Regions from separate parts of the Mus musculus genome. Here region 2 is linked to region 1. Evidence: chromatin loops called from intact Hi-C (ENCODE). Cell type or tissue: gastrocnemius. All regions are shown on one strand. Each heading gives the region's core, and the rest is flanking DNA. Links, peaks and the distances in the headings are about the cores only. Region 1 overlaps Lars2 (leucyl-tRNA synthetase, mitochondrial). Region 2 has its middle 3.1 kb from the start of Gm23323.

Region 1 (2,910 bases), core at 319-2,818:
GCATCTGGGTGCTACACAGTGAGGCCCTGACTTTAAAAGAACAAAAGTGGCTAAGGTTCAGGCCTGGGGTGCAGGGAGAACTGAGGCTAAGACCACTGGTTTGATAAACTTTCAAGTGCTGTTTGACTTTTCTGTCTGTTTCTTGGACAAGATAGAAACCGAAAAGAGAGCAGTAGGAACCAGGAACACAGACTGCTTTCAGACCTTAGCAGGTTGCTCTTGAGCATGGTAGAAATACCCTGGAGCTGTGTTATCCACATATGAAGGGCTTCCATTCTGGGCACTGGAGACTGAGGCAGGAGGCAGGAGGCTCAAAGGATCTTTGTCAAAAATAAGCAAAGGAAGCACTCTCCTATTCTGGATTTAGCACAGTAGCGTATTTCTGGTTAGACAGATGCTCAAGCCATGTTCTGAGCAGCAGAGTTGTGGTTCCATAATTTGTGTTCATTTCAGAAATTAGTGAGAGCCTGAGTAAACAGAAAGATGCAAGGAGACTGGGAACCTGAGAGCAGCTCCACGTGAGCCATAGAGGAGTGTGAGGGAGGGTTCCCTTCTCAGGCTGCGTCCCAGCTGTCCTGAGCCCTACATAGCCCTTCTGTGAACAGCACAGCTTCACACATCACCTGCCATGCTGCCCCCGGATCCAGCATTGTCTTGAATCTTCCAGAGCGGTGGCCTAGGTAGAACATAAATTGAATAGTTAACATCATTTATCCCGAATTTGTTTGTGAGCTAAATACCACCCTCAACTTTGGCTTTACTGTTGCCCAGAGCAGCAGTTGAATTCATTTATTTACTTACTTTTTTTTTTTTTTTTTTTCAATTTGAGACAGGGCCTCACTGTGTAGTCATGATTGTCCTGGAACTTGCTATGTAGACCAGGCTGGCACTAAACTCACAGAGATCAGCCTGTCTCCGCTTTCCAGGTTTGGGGATTAAAGGTCTATGCTATAATGCCAAGCAGCAGTTGGATTTCTTTAAGAAACTATTTTTTTTCATAAAGAAAAAGGAAAGGTAGTTGGAAATTTATTTGCTCATTTAGTTGGTTAATTTGGGAGACTTGTTCTGCCTTTTTTTTTTTTGAGAGTGCTAGCACAGTTGTAACTGCAAAGAGGCCTATGCTAAGAGCTACACTGCTTGGCTAGGCTTCCTGGCCTACCACCAGCAGTTTCCGTTTGTGTTTCAGAACCGGCTGGTCAAGAGCAGGCTACAGGAAAATACTTTGTGGCATTGGGGAGAAAAGTCTGAAATTTTAAAGCCAGGGAGCACAGATCCTCCAAAGCGAGTTCCTCAGTTAACTTCTGAATGGAGGTTGCCTTGGGAACAGGGAGGCCTACTCCCCAGCCACAGTGGCTCTTTCTCAAGGCAGCAGCCAACAGATAGATGACCTGGCGAGTCCTTCCCCTCTGTACATTAGGGGACAGGAGTAGGAGGAAGTCTGATCTTTGATATCCATGTTGGTCACAAGCATCCAGAAAATGAGGGAGTTACTGGGATGTCTTATAACAGGCCCTAGATAAGTTTCACTCCTTCAGTAAGCCATATTTGTACTCTTGCTGGCTATTTCAAAGCACTTTAAAAATAAGATTGATTTCTGTTTTAAAATGAACATTTAATAGCATGCTAGTTTCTATTATAAATGCTACTATTGCCCTCTATTGGTGAAAATTTTAAAAATCTCAATAGTCATACTAAAAATTAAAACTAGCCATTCAAATAAACATCCTACAGAGATGCTTTGTTGCTGGTATTTTTTTCTCTTGCTCTTGTTTTATTTAAAAAAATTTTTTTTTGTCGTTTTTCTTTTTCTTTTTTAGAGACAGAGTTTTTCAGTGTAGCCCTGGCTGTCCTGGGTCTTGCTCTGTAAGCCAGTTTGGTCTTGAACTCAGAGATCTGCCTGCTCTGCCTCTCAAGTGCTGGGATTAAAGGTGTGGGCCACTACTGCCTGGCTCAAAAATTACCTTTTTTTTACATTTGTTTAGTGTGTGTGTGTGTGCACACACGCGCGTGTGTGCACATGTGCCGTGAGCCATGCAGAGGTCAGAGGATGGCTTGTGGTCCAGTCAATGCTTCTCCTTTTCTCACTTATTATGTACATTTTTCTTTTGTTTAAAAAAAAAGTCATATTTTCTGGCACTAGTATTTTCAAGGGATGAGCACACATAGCTTTAATTTATATAGTTGTGGCAAAGAAGACATTAAAATGCCTGCTTATCTCTCTCGCAGTCCTTTTGGCTCGGCACTGGCAGACTTCTGGATGCCCGTGGATCTGTACATCGGAGGAAAGGAACATGCTGTCATGCACTTGTTCTATGCACGATTCCTCAGTCATTTTTGCCACGACCAAAAGATGGTGAAGCACAGGTGAGCATTCGTTGTACTTTACAAAACAGTTCTGTTCACAAGCAGTAACTGGAAACAGGTATCCGTTGGGAATCAAGATAATTTGTGTATACAAAATAAAATCTGTTTTTCATATATGCTTTAGAGGCCATTGTAGGTCTTTACAATTTGAGGTCCATTTACACAAACCTCTTAATCATTTGGTGTGAAATCCGGCTTTCAGTGCATCTGTCTGTTAAGTAATTTGAGGTTTTTACTTGTAAAGGAAAGAGGAGCACTGTGATGTTATATGATTCCTGAAGCATCTCACATGCTTGTCACTCTGGGTAAACTGTACCTCTAAGCTTGGCAGAACCGTCTCTAGTACATCACTCTAACACTTGTGTATCAGAGCAGAAGATGGCATTGCAAATCCATTGAAAGTTTTTCTCCTGCTGGCTTATAATGTGTTCCTCATAACATTCAAAAGATGTAAGAAAGGGTGGTATACTTTTGTAATCCTAGCACTCAATCGGCCAACACAGAAGGACGGTTGCAAACTTGAGGCAGGTCTTGGCTGCATAGTGA
Region 2 (2,910 bases), core at 241-2,740, 280 kb before region 1:
TTGGGGATCCATCTGGGAGAAACATAGGCATGCAGGGGGCTTTTGTGGAGTAAAGGATGAGTGGAGTATCAAGCCTTCCCAAGAAGATTCCCATCTGCCTCTATTGTCCCAGGAGGCTGGTCCAGGAGCCAAATATAACAGTTGCCAACACTGCCTGGCTAGTGTGTTCCTTTCCCTCCCACTGCTTACAGCCAGCCAGGGGTTCCACATTGCTTCTTATCAGCACAGAGAATCACTGAGCCTACCATACTGCAGGAACTTATATGTAGTCTGGTTTATTTTTTTTTCACCCAGGACAGTATGTGTTGTTATAACCGGGCTGATTCTACAGGCCTGGGCCTTCCCACCACCATGGAATACTGGTCTCACATGACGAGAACTCTCCAAAAATGAAACACAGTAGCCTCATGCCTCCCCTTCCTCAAGTGGCTTATAGTGTGACCTGGCCTAGACCACCTCTGTGGACCCAGCTCTGATGATAGTGTGATTGACTGGGGCAGGAGAAAGCTTGTATGGAGCTGTATATGTCACCACCAGACTGCCTAGCACTGGGACATCGTTGTATGGGATTCAAGTCATGGGCAGAGTGAGGAGCCACAGCTGTTAGTGTTAAGAGTGAAGCCTGTTCTCGGGATGGTCAGCCAGCTAAGAGCTCTGATTCCAAAGAGTTCTGGTCAGATTTCTTTAACCACCATTATGGAAATCGTGCTGTTCCCAAGAAGCTGTGGGTCTTGGTAGAAAGGCGATCTAGGCAGGTGATAAACATTGCCTTTTTCCATCGGAAGAGGGCAGTGTGGCAAAGAGAATGATTTCCTGTTCATCAGCTTGTAGTGTTTCAGGGTTAGAACACCTGCGCACTCCAAACTCAGTCCACCTGACCTCCCAGCTGTGTCTTCCTTCCTTCCTTCCTTCCTTCCTTCCTTCCTTCCTTCCTTCCTCCCTCCCTCCCTCCCTCCCTCCCTCCCTCCCTCTCTTTCTTTTTAAAGAAAGAAACATTGCATTGTCCAGGTCGACTCTGGGTTTGAGTTCCAGGTTTCATTCAGGAAATCCTCCCTCCGCAAAGGCCAACCCCCGATCTTCCCGTGGTGGGCTGCTCTAAGACCCACTGAGAATCATTTTGCTAATTTGTTACTTTTCAATCCTTTGCAAAGAGCCTAAGTTGTTAGCTGATCACTATACAAGATACTTTCCAATGATGAAACCCTTTTGACCTGTACCTTAAAAGTCTCTGAGGTTTCAACACTGTCATAAAACAGTTTTCAGTCCTACCAATTTAGTCACCCCAACAGTTTCCATTTTTATTTTTCGCAAGTGCCGGTGGAGGCATTTGTTGTAGCTGTAGTTCAGTGTTGTAATGATTGCTTAGCATGCCTAAGACTTTGGGTTTAAACTCCAGCGAAACATAAACACACAGAATGAATGAATGAATGAATGAATGAATGAATGAATGAATTTAAAAGGGGAGACAGCACTTGGTGTTGGTGTGTTTGTGATTGGAAATACAGAATTGTATAAAAATACAATTCCATTCGGAGTTTTCGGGTTATTTCTGAGGCCTGATGCCAGTTTCTTCCTTACTTGCTTTTCACGAGCCAGTGACCCATGAGCATAGGTTGTTATATCAAGTTGGATAAACCCACTCTCAGAACAACTCCCTCCTTCTCCACCAAGAGGCGCTGTTGTCTCATGCACTGTGAATACAGCTACACTAATACAACTCTTTACATTGCTACAGGAAAGGTTAAGGTCTCTCAGCTGGCTGAAGATGAACTCTGTGAGATTCTGTCCTCTGTAGAAAGCAGCTGGGTGCAAAGTACGCCTCCAAACAGTCCACTAGCCTAAACCCGGGGCCTAAGATGGCCAAGCACCTGCCTTGCTCGCTCTTCCCCACCCACCCAGCTCCTGTGGTGTAATTCTTGGGTTTTGAAGTTCAGAGACAATAGGACGAGGTTGGTCTTGGTCCTTCGAGTTGCTCTTCTATTTTTGTGTTAAGAGTAGCGCTAAGCTGGGCTGGAGAGATGGCTTAGTGTTTAGGACCACTGGCTGCTCTTCCAGAGCTCCTGAGTTCAAGTCCCAGCTCACACATGGCTACTCACCACTACCGGTAACTGTAGTTCCTTGGAATCCGATGCCCTCTTCTGGTGTGCAGATGTACATACAGGCAAAATACTCATATACATAATAAACAAACAAACAAACAAACAAAGCTAAGCAATGTAGTAGGAAAGTGGTTTTGGATGAAGACAGGCAAGTTTAAATACCAGGTCAATAGCAAGGGTAATTTGAGCTTGCTCTAAATGTTAGGGTTTTCTTAACTGGGTAAACCATGAACTAGCTTTTTAGTTCTTTTACAGTAGTAGCTCTGGGTTAGGAAGGAATTCTTGACTTAGAGTCCAACTCTGCAGCTTTCTAGTCCTGTGGCCTTGGGGGAAGACACAGACTCAAAACCGTGGTTTCTTCTGTTCCATTTGCAATAGAGAACACTGGGCTGCTAGAGCCAAGCTCAAAGGCAGGGCCAGCCAAAGTGAAAATGTAGTCCTCTGAACTCTACAAAAGCAAGGAGTAGCCAGGGAGGCAGAAGGACCGGGTTGTGGTTGTGGAGTGGATCCACAGATGTGTCTGAGTGAAGGACACAGCCTCCATAGAATATACCATCTAGAGTGCAGAGATGAGGAGGAAATATTTCTGCCTCCACCCTCATGTGCTTCCCACGGGTGACCTAACCCCTGATGTCATAGGAGATCCAGGCAATGCTGTCTCATTGCCTGGGCAGAACCTTTTGCATATCAGATACCATCTGAGAACAAAGTGGACAGAGTTGGAATCCAGGCTCCATCTAGTCCGTGTAGTGCTCTGACATCCACAGTGTTCCACGGTTCCCCGAGAGCTGATGCTTATGTGCACTGGAAA

Evidence for each region. A loop is a pair of places that touch in the nucleus more often than their neighbours do. Peaks named below come from ENCODE experiments on the same cell type or tissue, not always from the same donor. Only the 100,000 strongest peaks of a DNase experiment are listed, where the experiment ranks them.
Region 2: a loop joins it to region 1, with 2.9 times the contacts of the local background. A loop is called at or near these places in 22 of 42 quality-filtered maps.

The regions. Positions count from the first base shown.
Region 1 is chr9:123,439,238-123,442,147 of GRCm38, forward strand. Lars2 (leucyl-tRNA synthetase, mitochondrial) reads left to right here. Exons shown (of 21, transcript NM_153168.3): 14 at 2,227-2,364. Among named protein-coding and RNA genes, the nearest start is that of Gm40586, 24 kb to the right of the region's middle. In gastrocnemius, for the core only: a CTCF peak has its summit at 1,665 (motif pointing left); no DNase peak of the experiment used is centred there; H3K27ac peaks cover 957 bases.
Region 2 is chr9:123,157,838-123,160,747 of GRCm38, forward strand. No RefSeq gene overlaps it. Among named protein-coding and RNA genes, the nearest start is that of Gm23323, 3.1 kb to the right of the region's middle. In gastrocnemius, for the core only: CTCF peaks have their summits at 768 and 1,668; DNase peaks (open chromatin) are centred at 768 and 1,668; H3K4me3 peaks cover 205 bases; H3K27ac peaks cover 526 bases.